2 separate regions of the Homo sapiens genome follow, and region 2 is linked to region 1. Evidence: read pairs that join two places in POLR2A ChIA-PET (ENCODE). Cell type or tissue: MCF 10A. All regions are shown on one strand. Links, peaks and the distances in the headings refer to the core of each region. The heading gives the core; the rest is flanking DNA.

Region 1 (9,023 bases), core at 2,848-6,847:
TGATCTTAGGTTTTACAATAGTGATGTTATCCCCAGAAGCAATTAGGGGAAGTTCAGACTCTAGGCGCCAGAGGTGGCATGATCCCTAAACTGTAATTTCTAATCTTGTAGCTAATTTGTTAGTTCGCAAAGGCAGACTGGTCCCCAGGCAAGAAGGGGGTCTTTTCAGGAAAGGGCTGTTATTAATTTTGTTTCAGAGTCAAACCATGAACTGAATTCCTTCCCAAGGTTAGTTTGGCCTACTCGCAGGAATGAACAAAGACAGCTTAAAGGTTAGAAGCAAGATGGAGTTATTTAGGTCTGATTGCTTTCATTGTCATAATTTCCTCAGTCACAATTTTGCCAAGGCGGTTTCATGATCATGCAACTGCACTCCAGCCTGGGCAACAGAGCAAGACCTTGCCTCTAAAAAAAGTAAATAAAATGGTTAAAATGGAAATTTTTATATTATGTGTATTTTACCATGATAAAAAAAATGAAAGAAAACTGGTCTAGCTTTATTAATATGAGACAAAACAGAATTTAGGACAAAAAAATTAGAGAGGACCACTTAATTATGATAAAAGCTTCAAGTCATCAGGAATAATTAACATTGGTACAAAATATGTATGTACCAAATATTATTGCCTTGACATGTATAAAGCAAAAGCTGTCAGAATCACAGAGAAACTCACAATCCTTGCGGGAGATTTGAACAAAATTATCTCAGTAACTGATAGAACAAGCAGTCAAAAATTTTCTTTCGGCCGGGCGCGGTGGCTCACGCCTGTAATCCCAGCACTTTGGGAGGCCGAGGCGGGCAGTTCACGAAGTCAGGAGTTCGAGACCAGCCTGGCCAACACAGCGAAACCCTGTCTCTACTAAAAAATACAAAAAATTAGCTGGTCATGGTGGCGGGCACCTGTAATCCCAGCTACTCGGGAGGCTGAGGCAAGAGAATTGCTTGAACCCGGGAGGCAGAGGTTGCAAGGAGCCTAGATCACGCCATTACGCTACAGCCCAGGCGACAGTGCGAGACTCTGTCTCAAAAAAAAAAAAAATTTTCTTTCACATCAGGGTGAGAAAACTCATACAAAGATCTTCCTAGCAGCATTATTCATGACAGCCTCAAACTGGAACCGACCTATTAATAAATATCTATCACTAGTAGAAGAGATAAACACATTGTATTAGATTAATCCAATGTAATACTGAACAGCAATGGAAATGAAATGAACTGTAGGTACATCCAACAACATGGATGAATTTCAAAACATAATGCTAAGCAAATAAAGCCAGACTCAAAATAATATATGCTGTATTATTCCATTTACGTGAAGCTCAAAAATAAGCAAACTAAATTATATGTGTAGAGAAGCATATTTATTTGATAACATTATTTTTATAAAGCAAGAAAGTTATTTCCATAAAATTCAGAATTGTAGATTTTTTTTTTTTTTTTGAAACAGAGTCTCATTCTGTCGCCAGGCTGGAGTGCAGTGGCATGATCTCAGCTCACTGCAATCTCCGCCTCCAGGTTCGAGTGATTACCCTGCCTCAGCCTCCCTAGTAGCTGGGATTACAGGTGTGCACCACCACGCCCAGCTAATTTTTTGTATTTTAGTAGAGACAGGGTTTCACCATGTTGGCCAGGATGGTCTCGATCTCCTGACCTCGTGATCCGCCCACCTCGGCCTCCCAAAGTGCTGGGATTACAGGCATGAGCCACTGTGGCTGGCCTCTTTTTTTTTGAGACAGAGTCTCGTAATTGTGGATATTTCTAAGAGGAAAGAGGAACATTGGAATTGGAAAGAGACCAGTGGGCCAAAGGTGGAAAATGTTGATGTAGACTTCTAAGATTTTGACAAAATTTTGTTTTATGGCCTGGTGGTTATATAAATATTTACTGTATAACAATTCATTAAGATACACATTTGTGTTTTTTGTATATATGTGTTCTATTTCACAATCTTAAATGTTCCTTAATTAATTAATGGAGCACACCTTCAGAGTTGGGTGGGAAAATAATTCTGCCTAGAAATCCAAACTTAGACAAGCTAGCTATCAAGACTGAGGACAAACTAAAGCCATTCTTACACCTGTAAGGATTCAGGGTTTATCTACTATTTATGCTATCTGAAGGAGACAATTGAATATGTTGGCCAGGAAACCAAGTGTGAGGAGTATGTAGAAAACAGAAGATGATAGTACTAACCCTGTTAATCTAATAAAAAGAAACCCCAGGATGACTGCTTGCAGTGGGGTTTGAAAGAAATCTATTCAAATTAAAACAGGAGGTCCATGTGCTCCAAAAAGATATTCTTTTTTTTTAAATATATATATATCTTTTATTATACTTTAAGTTCTAGGGTACATGTACACAACGTGCAGGTTTGTTACATATGCATACATGTGCCATGTTGGTGTGCTGCACCCATTAACTCCTCATTTACATTAGGTATGTCTCCTAATGCTATCCCTCCCCCCTCCCCTACCCCATAACAGGCCCCAGTGTGTGAAAAAACGATAGTTAGATGCCACGAACTAGGTGGCAATGCCTTAACCGTATGTGTGTTGTCAGGCCTGAGGGCCTCTTCCATCCTTGTCAAGGGGAGTACTAACCTTCTCCCCTTTCATACAACACAAAGATATTCTTAAGACTTCTAGAATAGACCCTGAACAATTTTAGAGTAAGGAACTAATAGATATCAGTGCTTTCATGAAGAAGGCTTTTGCTTCTCCTGATGAGGGAAAAATTATAAAAATTCTAAGACAGGAAAGTTATGATCCAAACTTGAAATAAACAAATGTGGTATGAATTTGGGCAACTGTGGTTCTTTAAGAAAAGAGAATCCACCATGCAATTTTCTTTTTCTTTTTTTTTTTTTTTTTTTTTTGAGACAGGGTCTCACTCTGTCACCCAGGCTGGAGTGCAGTGGTGATCTCAGTTCACTGCAACCTCTGCTTCCCGGGGTCAAGTGATTCTCATGCCTCAGCGTCCCAAGCAGCTGGGATTACAGGTGCCCGCCACAACACCTGGCTAATTTTTGTATTTTTTAGTAGAGACAGGATTTCACCCTGTTTGTCAGGCTGGTCTTGAACTCCCGAACTCAAGTGATCTGCCAACCTCAGCCTCCCAAAGTGCTGGGATTATAGGCGTGAGCCACCGCGCCTGGCCCATCATAGAATTTTCTAGGAATATTGTCCTTTGAGAGGTCTAGGGTGATGACATAATTATACAAGAAAACATAATGTCATAACAATTTAATATTTTTAGTAATTTTAAATTTGTGTCATCAACCTACAGACAAAGGATGGGGGTTCAGGTTTCTGAACAGAATGTAAATTTTCAACCTCAACAATGTAAATATCAAAGTGAAGCTCACAGAAACCAGAAGGTAGAAGTAGGAAAAGAGATGGAGGCAAGGGTAGGGGAAAAAAGTCAAGAGACGTTAGTGAAAATTGACAGAATTAAAAACAAATAGTTTAAGAACAGAATCTAAATGTATAAAAGTAACCAATGGAAAGAAAACCAATGATACAACAAAAGTCATGGTAAAAAGAAGAAAAGGAGAAATGGGGTGGTATTAATTAGTTAAATCCTTATTAATCATAAGCAATAAGTAGACAATGCCTACAGTTGATAAATTAAGAATTAGCAATATACAGAAATATATATGAAACCAAAATAACTAATGAAAGAAAAGGAGGCTGGGCACGGTGGCTCAGGCCTGTAATCCCAGCACTTTGGGAGGCAGAGGCAGGCAGATCATTTGAGTCCCGGAGTTTGAGACCAGCCTAAGCAACGTAGTGAGACCTCATCGCTACAAAAAAACAGAAAAATTAGCTGGGTGTGGTGGTGTATGCCTGTATTCCCAGCTACTTCAGAGGCTGAGGCAGGAGAATCAGTTGAGCCCAGAAGGTGGAAGCTACAGTGAGCCAACAGAGTGAGACCATCTCAAAAAAAATTTAAAAAAATGAAGAAGGAAGGAAGGAAGAGAGGGAGGGAGGGAGCGTGGGCGGGGGGGGGGGGGTGGAGGAGGAGGAGAGAAGGAGTGGGAGGAGTGGAGAAGGAGGGGGAGGAGGAGAAGGATAAAAGGTTACAAGTGGTTGTTACTAGGAATGGGGGAGAAGAGAAGTGGGTAATGGCACTGAAGCTTTTTATTATGTCTTTCAGCATTCTCTGATTGTTCTTAAACCATCAACAGATCTCAGTATGTAGACTAAAAGGGAATATTTGGTGAAGAGATCTTCTTTCACTATTGTACACTTGCTATGGACATGTCCATGCCTGCTGCCTGGCAGGCACCATTCATTAAGTAGGCCCCTGTTGCCAAGGAAACCAGCTCTTCACTGATACCAAAGATAATGCAGAGGCCTGCCGCTCACCAAGCAACCTTCCTCATGAGCTATGCCCCCACCTTCCTGAACTGTCTCTTGCTCCTGTTTGATACTGTCATGCTGCACGAAGCTTACACTTGCTATCTCTCACTTCCCTCTTAGTCATCTGTGATGCTGGCTAAGGGAGCTAGGCCAGTCAGCAGTGACCTGTTGCCCTTGGTTTATTATAAGCAAACTGTTCACAAGAAATGAACTTCTGTTGTTTTATAAATGATATGCATCACAGAACACAGAATAATATCAAAACCACATTAGTTTTTTCATACTTGCTTCATTGACCCCAGGGGAAGAGGGGAGAGCAGGGAGAGGACTTTCTCTTTTTTTAAATACTAATTATATTGAGGTATAAAGAACATATAGTAAGTTCACAGACCTTAAGTATACAGTTTGATGAGTTTTGGCAAATATGTATACCTGTGGAACCAACACCTCAGTCAAGATATAAATACTTACATCAGCCGGGCGCAGTGGCTCATGCCCGTAATCCTAGCACTTTGGGAGGCCAAGGCAGGTGGATCATGAGGTCAGGAGATCGAGACCATCCTGGCTGTCCACTAAAAATACAAAAAATTAGCCAGGCATGGTGGCACATGCCTGTTGTCCCAGCTACTCAGGAGGTTGAGGCAGGAAAATCGCTTGAACCCGGGAGGCAGAGGTTGCATTGAGCCGAGATAGCACCACTGCACTCCAGCCTGGGCAACAGAGAGAGACTCCGTCTCAAAAAAACAAAAAACAACAAAAAAAACCATACATCGACCCAGAAAGTTCCTTCTGTCAGTAGCAGTTCACCCCCCCATGCCCCCAACCCTTGGCCTCCCTGCCTTCCCATCTCCACTCCCAACCCTCACTGCTCTGATTCTATCACCATTGTTTTGATTCTTCTGCTGTTGATCTTCATAAAACCAGTATATTTCCTTTTGTGTCTGGTTTATTTTCCTCAGAATAATGTTTTTAACATTTATCCATATTGTTATGTGTATCAGTCGTTTCTTCCAGATTAGTACTCTATTGTATGGATAGAGCCTATTTTGTTTACCCATTTCCTGTTGACAGACATTTGGTTTGTTCCCAGTTTTGGATTATAATGAATAAAGCTGCTATGAACATTCTTGAACGATGAACATTTTTGTGGACATATGTTTTGATTTTTTTGTGTAAATACCTAGGAGTGAAATTATTGAGGTATGGTATAGGTTTATGCTTAATTTTATAGAGTACTTAAACTTGATTCTTTTATTTAAAATTGTGATAAAATACACATAACATAAAATGAACCGTCTTAACTGTTTTTAACTGTACAGTGCAGTGGTACGAAGCACATTCACATTGTTGCACAACCATCACCACCATCCATCTGCAGAATTATTTTTATCTTGCAAAACTGGAACTCTGAACCAGGTGCGGTGGCTCACGACTGTAATCTCAGCACTTTGAGAGGCCGAAGCAGGAGGATCGCTTCAGCCCAGGAGTTTGAGACCAGCTGGGGCAATATAGTGAGACACCGTCTCTATAAAAACAAAATAAAAATAGACCAGGCGCGATGGCTCATGCCTGTAATCCCAGCACTTTGGGAGGCCATGGTGGGCAGATTGCCTGAGCTCAGGAGTTCAAGACCAGCCTGCCCAACATGGTGAAACCCCATCTGTACTAAAAATACAAAAAATTACCTGGGCATGGTGGCGCGCACCTGTAGTCCCGGTTACTCTGGAGGCTGCAGCAGGAGAATCGTTTGAACCTGGGAGGCGGAGGTTGCAGTGAGCCAAGATCGTGCCACTGCACTACAGCCTGGGCAACAGAGTGAGACTCTATCTCAGAAAAATAAAATAGCTGGGCGCGGTGGCTCATGCCTGTAATCCCAGCACTTTGGGAGGCTGAGGCGGGCGGATCACGAGGTCAGGAGATTGAGACCATCCTGGCTAACACGTGAAACCCCGTCTCTACTAAAAATACAAAAAAATTAGCTGGGAGTAGTGGCGGGCGCCTGTAGTCCCAGCTACTCAGGAGGCTGAGGCAGGTGAATGGCATGAACCCGTGAGGTGGAGCTTGCAGTGAGCCGAGATCATGCCACTGCACTCCAGCCTGGGCGACAGAGCGAGACTCCATCTCAAAATAAATAAATAAATAAATGAAATGAAATAAAATAAAATAAAATAAAAATAGCCAAGTATAGTGATACACATCTGTAGTCCCAGCTACTCAGGAAGCTGAGGTGGGAGGGTCACTTGAGCCCAGGAGTTCAAGGCTGCAGTGAGCTTTGAGCGTGCCATTGTACTCTCCCTGGGTGACAAAGCAAGGCCCTATCTAAAACAAACAAACAAGCAAACAAAAAACCCCAAAACTGGAACTCTGTATCTATTAAACAGTAATCTCTCATTGAGTGGTGTTAAGAGTAAAATTTTTTTTAACAAAAGAAAAAAGTAAAAAGTAAATTTTGAAAAAAGAATTAAAAACAAAAAATCTCCATTACCCCCTCCCCCAGCCCCTGGCAACCACCATTCTACTTTCTGTCTTTCTGAATTTGACTACTGCACATAACCTTATATAGGTGGAATCAAACAGTATTTGTCTTTTTGTGACTGACTTATTTCACTTAGGATAGTGCCCTCAGCTTTTAAAAGGAAAGACATTTTGATATATGCTACAACATAATATTCCATTGTATGTACATACCAAATTTTATTAACGATTTCATCTGTCAATGAACATTTGGGTTGCTTCCACCTTTTGTCTATTGTGAATAATGCTGCCGCGAACATGTTTAAGTCCTTGCTTTCACTTTTTTGTGTATACACCCAGAAGTTGAAATGCTGGATTATATGTAATTCTATTTTTAATATGAGTGACTGCCATACTGTTTTCTATAGTGGCTGTACCGTTTTACGTTCCCACTAAGAGAACATGAGTGTTCCAGTTTCACCATATCCTCACCAACACTTATTTTCTGTTTTGTTGGTGGTAGCCATCCTACTGGATGTAAACTTTATTCATTTTTCGAACCTTTTTAATATGGAATTTTCAAACACACACAAAAGATGAGAGATCTCCAGGTACCCACCACAAGCTTTAATAATGATTAACATTTGGTAGCAGGTGGACAAAGATATACCTTCTCTATAGCAGCTATAAGATCAGGGACAAACAAAGATCTATTTGGAACTCCAACTAAGAATGGTGTTTTGTAGGCTGCCTGATGAATAAGGTTAGATAACTAATGGCCAGTCTTTCAGCCTGTGCTCAAGGGATAGGATAACAATAAAGCATAGTTGGTGAAGGAGCAGCAGATAAAGGTCACAATAGATAGGCCATAAGAGAACCCTCACTATCACTTACCATTCAGACCATTCGCTTCATATTCTAACAAGTTATTTTCCTTTCATAAAAGGAAGCTGAAGCTTTTATTTGTGTTTGTGGTGCATGTGATCCATGAGAGGGGACTCAACCAGGTGCTATGTGTGAGTAGTACTTAATCCGACAGTATTAGTGGGCTGGTGGGCTTTCCTGGTTACATGGGAACCCTAGAAACCCAAGCCAAGCACAAAAGCCAAGACTGAATTCTCCAGTAAGTCACCTGGTAGCCTTGACATGCTCATGCTTAAAAAAGAGCCAGTGACCTATTAATAGGAAGCTCCTGAAATGAGTCCTCTGAACATCTGCAAGTATGGTCAGCTACACCTGAGCTGAGACTTGCCTGTTTCCCTGCCAGGAAATCATGGGCTCAGAAATGGCAGGTACCATGTGTATTAACTATATTTCCTTACTTTCTGTCTTCTTGATGTTCTAGCATCAGGTGCCTCTTTGACCTAAGAGACTTCCCCTCCTAGGACTAGCTAATTCCTAGAAATATCAAACCACTCCCCTGTAAGCATGCCATTCCTATGCAAACCAACCAATCCAGAGCCCATACTCGAAACCACTTCCTTTACCTGGCTCTTCCACACCAGAGGGCAATGTTCCTCTGTCCTAATCATTCTCAGGGCTAGATATCAGATAACTACAAATGCTCCTTGACTTATGGTGGGGTTACATCCTAATAAACCCATCATAAGTTGAAAATATCATAAGTCAAAAGTACATTTAAATCAGGTGTGGTGGCACATGCCTGTAGTCCCAGCTATCTTGGGAGGCTGAGACAGGAGGATCACTTGAGGCTGTGGTGCACTATGATCATGCCTGTGAATAGCCACTGCACCCCAGCCTGGGCAACAGAGTGAGACCTCATACCTTAAAAAAAAATTAAAAAACAAGCTCTCACCAGTCGAAGATGAGGCAACATAAGCAATAAGCACTAAAAAGAATAATGACTGCAAACCAAAATAAATAAGAAGATAAAAGTCCACAAGTTTATAAATAAAAGGTTTTATTTAAAAGCCCACAAGTAAAAAAGAGGAGAGAAACGCTAACTCCTAACTCTGAAAATTAGTAATTAAAGGGAAAGAAGCCTTCAACAATTTTTTTTTTTCTGAGACAGAGTCTTGCTCTGTCACTCAGGCTGAAGTACAGTGGCATAATCACAGCTCACTGCACCCTCAAACTCCTGGGCTTAAGCAATTCTCCTGCCTCAGCCTCCCAAGTGGCTTGGACTACAGGTGTGTGCCTCCACACTCGGCTGATTTTAAATGTTTTGTAGAGATGGGGTCTCACTA
Region 2 (9,023 bases), core at 2,612-6,611, 240 kb before region 1:
GTGAGCCAAGTCCCCTAATAAATCCCCTCTCATACATCTCTATAAACATATATCCTATTGGTTCTGTCTCTCTAGAGAACTCTGGCTAATACAACAACCAAGGATGCTCTGGTGAATCCTTACAGGACCTGTTCTCCTGGTCACCCTCCCTCACTCATCCCTATTCCAAGTGCAGCCCCTGGACCCTGGACCAGCACCATCAGCATCTCCTGTGAGCTGGTTACAGCTCTCAGCTGCCCCAGAGCCCCTGAAACAGAATCTGCATTTCCTCACAACCTCAGAGAGGTCTGTGTCCACAGTAAAGTTCTGGATGGCCCCCATGATGCCTTTCTTAACCAAGAATGCCCAGCACCAAACGCCACACACCAGGTGTGATTCGATCAGAGCAGAGGACCTCAGGACTCTCGGCTGACCAGGCACTGGGTGGTCATCAAGACAGCCAAAGACCCCATCAAATGACCCACTTCAGTGTCCCTGCCTGAGAAAACCTTTCAGGGTTTTCCCGGGTTGTGTGTGTGTGTGGGGGGGGGGGGTACAAAAGCCCCCTTTACACACATCTCACTTTGCCCTCACCCCACATCTCCCTGTATCTCTTTTGCAGCCTAGCTAAACTCGCTGCTCTGGGCCATGTTCTTGCTGGGGCTCATTTTCGGTTGTTCCCTAACTGAAAGGGTGTAAGAGGTTGCTTTACATGGCACTGTAATGACTGTTATCTGTCTGCATCTATCATCCTTTTCCAGCCACACCAAAGTGTCATGCTTGGAATTCAAGTGGTCTACATTATTTACGTAGGCATTCAGATAGCATCTGGATAATCTGAAAGCTTCAAGAAGAATCTTTATTTTTCTGAACAATTAACTCTGCTCTCTCCTTCAATGGTACCTCAATTTAAATGTGATCTTGCAATTCTCATCTCTGAACAGAAGATGGAAGCAGAGTACAGACCAAACAACAAGTGGCTCCCTTAAGGATTAAGACATGGATAAAGTTTATTTATCTTTGCCACCTTCTTACTTGATCCTTCATGGTTTCTCGTACTTTTTCCCTCCAAGGTCCATTTTCAACTGGCTGTGAAGAATGAAATGATCTTAGAAACCAATTCACATTAAAATGCCAATACCTAAAATCCGTTTATATTTCAACGACAGCAAAATATACCATAACACAGGCCAGGTGCAGTGGCTCAGGCCTGTAATTCCAGCACTTTGGGAGGCCAAGGCAGGTGGATCACTTGAGTCCAGGAGTTTGAAGTGAGCCTACACAACATGGCGAAACCTCATCTCTACAAAAAATACCAAAATATTAGCCACGTGTGGTGGTTTATACCTGTGGTCCCAGCTACTTGGGAGGCTAAGGTGGGGGGAGTCTGGAAGGCGGAGGTTGCAGTGAGCTGAGATCACACCACTGCACCCAGCCTGGGTGACAGAGTCAGACTGTCTCAAAATATATGTACATACACCATATATACACACACACACACACACACACACACACACACACAAACACATAAACATACCATAATACAAAAGTATGACTGAAAAAAAAAATCAGTGAGGACAAAGTCTTCCCTGGGACTTGTCACATGGCATGCTCACAAGATAAGATGCTTTTGGTGTCTGTTTATTGCATCTGCTTATTTCTACTTAATTAAAATCTCATGTTCATTCAACAAATATTTACACACTTACCATCTGCCAGGCAGTGTTTGAAATATTAAGAATAAAGTAGTGAAGGAAACAGACAAAGTTCTTTTTCTTATGAAGCCTCCTTTCTATTAATGAACAATATTCAAATAAATATGTAATCTCAGGCAGTGATAAGCGTTATGAAAAAGTAAAAGTGGGATAAGGGCTGCGTTGTCTAGTACAGTATCCACTAAGTACACATGGCTATTGGTTTTTACATGAAACTTAAAATGCAGTTCCTTAGACAGGAGGAACTGCCCATGTGGCTAGAGACTACCACATTGGGCTATGCAGATACAGGAAATCTGTATCTCCATCATCACAGAAAATTCTACTGGCAATGCTGGCACAGTGGCAGGAGTTCTTTTTTTTTTAATAAGGTGGTTAAGGAAGGACTCACTGAGGAAGCAACATCTGAAAGAAGGCAAGGGTGAGCCATATTAAGATGTGAGGAGCAAGTTTTCAGGTAGAAGAAACAGCAAATGTGAAGGCCGAGGGGCATGCATGGTTTGATGTAGCAAGCAGGGGCAGGAGCAGGGCGAGTGAGGAGCTGAATGGCTGGAGAGTGGCTTTGAGAGGAAGATGGAGTCCACATCATATAAGACCTTCCAGGCCATGGAAATGACCTTGGCTTTTATTCTGAATGTGAATGCGAAGGGAAGCTAATGGCAGCTCTGAGCAAAGAAGTCACTGTAATGCACTGTCTTTTTAACCCAGTGTCTGGTCAGAGGTGGCCAGCCCAGCTGATGAAGGAATGGACTTTGGACTGTAGGTGTTTCCTGAACTTGATAGCCTCATATTTCACAGTACACTTTACTTCACCACCTAGTCATCCAATCAGATGATCATCTCAAATTCAACATGCCGGAAACTGATTTCACCTCGACCCTGCTTCTCTCCCACAGTTCCCCAACCCAGAGAATGGCTCCATCATCACATAAAGATGCTGTCATATCTCCCAACTTAAAAAAAAGACAACCCTTATTTTCTCTGCATCCCTCTTTAGCTACTGTCCATTCTATGATCTCCTTCGTGCGTGCACACACACACACACACACACACACACACACCCTTGAAAGAGGTGTCTATACACACTGTCTACAGTATTCCACCTTCCATTCTATCCTAACTCAGTCAGTCTCTTATCCCCATAACTACACAGAAACCACCCTCCTCCATTAGAAAGATGGGGCCACGACTGATCCAGCTTCAGGTCATAAACATCTGTTACCCTTGAGTCTTCTCTTTCCTCATCCACAGCATTCAATCCACTCACAAGTCTTGTCTTTACCCTTAGGATGACCACTTCTCCCCATCTTTACTGCGGTCCCCAAGACCAAGCCACCATCATCTCTTGCTGGGACCATGGCTGCGGACTCCTCACTCCTTCTTTTCTCCCTCCCCTCACATAAACCCTAACATGTGGGACTTCCACAAGATGAACCAGAACCTGAGGGTTTCTGTTGCAATTAGACAACTAGACCTGAGACCTCAGAAACTTGAGATTTACTAAGCTGTTTCCTTAGCTTAAGAGCATTTTCCGAATGCCCTTAAAGACTTTTAAGAAAGTTAATCTTAGACCCTCAAATGGCTCACAAGAATATACTCTTTTAGACAGGTGATAACATACATGAACACAGGGATTAAGCGGACTAAAGGAAGGTGCTGTTATGTTCATTTACCAAATGACCTGAACTTCAGGCCTCCTTGATGAAATGAGGTCACAGTTTTAGAAGATATCCACCAAGTTGATAAATAGGAACCATGCTTTAAAATTGTTTTTGTTGCTGAAAATTTACTACAGACAGTAACTTATTAGACGCCTATCCTTTTAGGTGGATGTTTCGAAAGTAACTTACAGAGGAAAGAAAACCTCAGTCCTCAAGATGATCCAGTATCTATAATTTTGAAGACTTTGAGAAATTTCCTGTAACCTCTGCCTATGTGGCCAAACCCTGGAAATACATAAGTTCACTGAGTGTACAGATACTATTATTGTCCTGGAAATTGCTGAAATGGATACTGAGAGCCTGTCTTACCAATGTAAACCTACAGTCATAACTGCAATGATTTCTGACAAGAATATACCCCGCAGTTCTCCAGAGGAGTTCAATCTCTTACATAACAGCATTCTCACTGACTCGATCAAAATTGGCCAATGACCTAAAGACTTGTGTCACTGTACTTTTTCTTTGGTAATTTCATGTTATTGCTGAAATTCACATTTATTTATTTTATTAAGTAGAGCTTAAGTATACTTCATAGTTGTTACTAGTTTTTTAAATTAATGTGATTGGGGTATAAATGCATTCATGAATACTTGGACTATTAATGAGAAGACATGAATACCTCTGTCTTGGAAGCTAAGGGAAAGGAGATTGAAAATGAAGCTGTTAGAAGAGAAATCTTGCTGATCAAGGAGAATTATGCATTGCAGAACCAGTGACTACCATAGCAATAATCAGTGACTCCTTCTTGTATAGCAAAATAGAAGAGAAAAAGAACTTACAGAATTCAGACCAAGAAAGTGATTGAACAGGTTCATGGTAAAGGGAGAATGAGCAGGAAGTGTGGCCGGCTACTCTTTATCCTTCTGGATTTTCCCTGCCACCCTTAGGGACACCAGTCACTGCCCTGTCCTAGTCATATTCACCAGTAAATATACAGACAAGCCCGTTTCTTCCTAGAACCAGCAGGAGGCCAGAAAGAGGGTACAACCTTTGTCCTTGACCAAGCTGAGACCTGTTCCCACCATCACCACCACCATCTCTCCTGGATTTCAGGGATCTCTGCTCCCAGCACTCCAGGGCTGTAACAGCTAGTCTGGGGGCAGTAGCAGAATTGGAGACATGAACATCCTATATGCTAGTGGAGGTGTAGCAGCATGCCCACCCTGCTCATTCCTTTCCACTCTGTTTCCAGTGCAGGAACACATCCTTCTCTTCCCCTTATTCTGGAAGAAATGTTCTCAAATGACCGTGCTCAATGTTCATGTCTGACACCTCTTCAGTCCCTTCCCCCATCCTGCTCACCCAGCTTTCTTTGCTGGATATAATCTCTCAGCCATCAGCTATAAATAACCTGGCCTTTGCCCTTCCACCCTCTGTGAGCTGGTCTAATCATCATCATCACTACTCCAGCTCCTGTTTGCTTCCCCACTTCCTTCCCCAGAGCCCAGCCAACACCACCCAGCATATTCCAACTCCTCCAAGGAGCACACACTGGCAGAAGCAGCAATTAACACTGGTATTTCTGCAAGCTGGAAATTCTTATAATTAAAACTTCTTTTGTAAGATCTCAGGAGTCTAAATAACCCTAAGGGAAGAAGAGCACCATCATCTTATCAGGAAATGTAATCAGTAGAAATAGATAAACTCAGGAATATAGGCCTAAAATTTTACTCTAGGGCACAATTATCAGATATAAATATTTCTGTTGATTAAAACATGAAAGCTTACTATATTCATTAGGAGCTTTTAGCACATACAGATAGTCTCTAAAAGCAGCAACACTTACAATCAGCCATGTAATCAAAAGTTAGTTCTGACATAATCACTTCCCGAAGCTTAACAAAGACAGGTCTTAATGGACACAGCAGCCATCCATTAAAGGAAGAAACAATTAGTTTGACAATATAAAGCTTATCACAAGTGTAAAACATTAAATTAAAGGCAACTGAAGAACACCAACTTATGGACAGCAGTCACCAATGTGATATTTATGAATATTTTAAATCTTAGAAGGCCAAACAAATTTGCAATGTAATTATATCAGCAACTTTAGAGATAACACCTTGCTAAACCCAGACAATGAGTCAACTGTCAATCCAACATTATCTCTACCTCTGTCTGAAAAACCAAAAAGCGCTGACATCAGATAGCATTTAGACTTCTGACATAACAATATGTTAAACTTTACTCACCCAGAAAAAGGATAAACATGTTTTATAAATGTGCCAGACCTGTCCACTTTGATAAATGCAAGCTGACAAATTATCCACAGGAAAACAAATATATTAACCTATTCCACATAAGATGGCTCAAATATGCAGCTTTCTACAGTTTCTGAAGAAGCCATACCACCACAAAAAAAGTTATTTTATTTGAAATATATATATATGGACTATATACATATATATGTATGTATACACATATACACATATATATATGGACTTTCTTCAAAATCACAAAAAAGAAAGGGTCTACATATCAATTGGGATCAATTCCAATAAACAAAAGCTCATGCATTTAGGCTGAAAAAATTATAACCACTCTGTAGTTTGCCTTCTCTCCCTCTCTTTCTCTCTCTGTCTCTCTCTCTCTCTCACACACACACAATTCCATTGCCCCAGAGCACTAAAACATGCATGTACTGACATTTAAACCATGAAGAACTACCCAGAGGCAAGTAGCTTGTCCATATTAAACATATTCCTTGCTGTTTTCCTACTTCCTCAAACCACCCTCCATGTGATCTATAACAGTGCTGACTTTCTCCATCTCAAAAATAACTGATAAATCCCTTCACACAAATGAGAGCTTCTATTGCCCAAGAGATGGGTGGACTCAACCAACTGGTTCCAGGATCTTGTTAGAAAATGCAAACTAAGCTAACTGTCTCCAAAAGAAAATCATCTCATTCCACATAGCTGAGAACTTGTATAACTGTTTTAATGCTATAGTAGGCACATGACTGAAATGTTCAGCTCGTGGGACCTCCTCAGGCCTCGAAAGGGATCTCTCCTGCTTAGACAATTCGGTGAAAGAAGCAGAGAGTTGTTAAAGAACACTGCTCTGTTGCAATTGCAAAGTGTCCATAATAAAGAGTGTACAGTACATTGCACATGGAAGACATCTGGGCTCAGACCCAAAAGACGGGAAGAATCAAAAAGCGAGTAGAGAAAGGAAAAAGACATCCAGCTAATGCAAAAAATGAAATTGTTCAAAGAGAGTTATTTGATGGTAATTCAGACCCCTCATCCAACCAGTCAAACTGCTTCTGTAATTCTATGAGTTAGGACAAAAACACAAAAACAAGGTTGCTCGACTTAGTGGTCAATGTAGACCTCATTTCACTGGATAATTAGCTTGACTCACTCAGTGTTTCACCTGCTTGTGAGACCAGTTTACAGACAGGCAAATGCAACTGGGATGGTGTCCCCAGGCTGAGTTTACAGCCATGGAAATTAAAGAAAACAGTGTAAATCCCTTCCCCCACCTTCCCAGCTTCCTGCCAAAATATGGCCCATCAAAATCACTGTGCTCATTCACTATTGCTTTGTCTGCAATGATGTGACTTTGAATGCTTACTCATGATACTCACCTTGATATCAGGGTTGTTTTTAATGTAATAATAGTGATAGTCTCTGCCACTGATGGAGTTCTTGCTGTTTCCCAGGCAGCATGGTATGGCCTTTAGGCATTCATACAACTCACATGTATTAAATGTCGACCAAGTGACAGAACTGTTCTAGGTTTGGGAGCACAATCTGAATGAAACAAAGTCCATGCTGTCATGGAACTTTCTCTCCAATAAGAGGAGGGAGACAGAAAGGCAAATATAGACTCTATCAAGTGGTGATTGGGGCGATAAAGAAGAAAGTGGGTGAACGTGCCAGAGGGTGACAGTGTCATCCTGACAAAGACCTCCTGGCACACACTTGTACTCAAACACACTAAGTTTACCGACTCATTGTCATAAGGGAGAACACGTACTGTTGGAATCTGGGAATCAAAGTAAGAGAGTGTTTAAAGGACTCATGATAATATGTGGGCTGTGTTAGATGATTTTGGGGGAGGATTCATGAAAGCAGGGTTTTGCTCTGGGCTGGATAGTGTCAGCACGTGGGGGTAATTCTATAATCAGGTATCTTAATAATTCTTACATGAAGGTAGGAAGGATGAAGCAACGCAGTCAGTCACTCACAGCAGCCACAAAGGGGACATGTGACCTTATATGTGGTTTGGACAATATTCTTATTTTTATCTGCATTTGGACATCAGTATAAAGGGGTTTTGCTTTTGTCTTGATCCATTATGGTCAGAGTGGCCTTATCTGATGTTGTGATCTGTGAAATTGCTTATGCTCAACAGAAGAATGGCATAGCTGAGATAAGGGTGTCAGGCCAGCTCCCAGCTGTCAAGGGTTGCTTTTCTTTTTCCCATACTCAAACTGCAGGCATCCTTCCAAAACAGGCACCATTACCATCTCTCTTTTACAAAATGATGAAACTAAGGTCCAGCAAGATAAAGGACTTATCTAAGAGCAAGCAACTAAGAAAGCCAGGATTCAAACCCAAGTTATCTGACCACAGAGCCAGCCTCATCGGCACTCCTTACACAGACCCTTACAGTGCTGCACCTTTTCACCTTTTGAGCTGCTTAGCAAAGCATTATCTTCAAAAAGACCAAAGTGGCATCTCAGTGGGAGGGTGGATGATGCACACAAAGCCTCGAGGGGAAGCTGCCATCAGTAGGCATCCCAGTACCTAAGTGCCAAGAAATTAAGTCCACGTAGTCACTATCAAGACAAAAGCATTTTTCTCCCAGAGATGAAGAGACATTTTCCATTTTATTTAAATTGGAAGGTTTCTTTTTCTGTAAGTTAATCAAAACTAATTTATCTCAGCAACTTATGACCTATAACCATAGTTTTAAATACTGGAACAAGTATGTTATAATAACATAAAAGTAAAATTCTAGTGTGTAAAGGTGACAGAGTATAAAACAATTAATATCAATTTTATCCCATATTCTAAAAACACCCTCTCCCATATCATCAAAAGTCAAGGCTTACCAAAAGGTTTTCCGGCTTGAGGTCCCGGTGGACAATGCTCTTGTCGTGCATGTGGACGAGGGCTTTGCATAAGTCCATGATCATGAGGGCAGCATCGGGCTCCGGGAACTTCACACTTTCTATGATGGCGTCAAAAAGGTCTCCTCCCTGCACGTACTCCAGGATCAGGTAGATTTCCATGTCTGTTTCGTAGACTTCATGCAATTTCACGATGTTGGGGTGAGAGAGGCTCTGGATGATCAAGATCTCACTGTCCACCATGTCCTCCTTGCCCTTGAGTCTGGACTTGTCAATGATCTTCATCGCATAGGCCTGCCTGGTCTCGCGGTGTCTGCACTCCTTCACGACAGCAAAGTTCCCATCCCCAATGACCCGGCCAGTCTCATAATGCTTTTCCACATTGGCGGCAATGATGCCCATGGGCCGTGGCTTCCGACCGCTGGGCCGCTCTGGCTTGTTCTCTTCTGGCCTCGTCTTGGGCTCCTTTTCTAGCTTTGCAGGTTGGTCATCTCTGAGAGTCATCCTTCTGCCTCCAGACATACA

The links. ChIA-PET counts read pairs that join two places held together with the same protein. Peaks named below come from ENCODE experiments on the same cell type or tissue, not always from the same donor. Only the 100,000 strongest peaks of a DNase experiment are listed, where the experiment ranks them.
Region 2: POLR2A ChIA-PET joins it to region 1 with 5 read pairs; 3 of 35 experiments call an interaction of 5 or more read pairs at or near these places.

Annotation. Positions count from the first base shown.
Region 1 is chr3:36,965,694-36,974,716 of GRCh38, forward strand. It overlaps the pseudogene RNU6ATAC4P. Among named protein-coding and RNA genes, the nearest start is that of EPM2AIP1, 23 kb to the right of the region's middle. RefSeq lists enhancers at 4,056-4,105, 4,196-4,255. In MCF 10A, for the core only: no CTCF peak of the experiment used is centred there; a DNase peak (open chromatin) is centred at 4,358.
Region 2 is chr3:36,728,728-36,737,750 of GRCh38, forward strand. DCLK3 (doublecortin like kinase 3) reads right to left here. Exons shown (of 5, transcript NM_001394672.2): 2 at 8,481-9,023. Among named protein-coding and RNA genes, the nearest start is that of DCLK3, 31 kb to the right of the region's middle. In MCF 10A, for the core only: no CTCF peak of the experiment used is centred there; no DNase peak of the experiment used is centred there.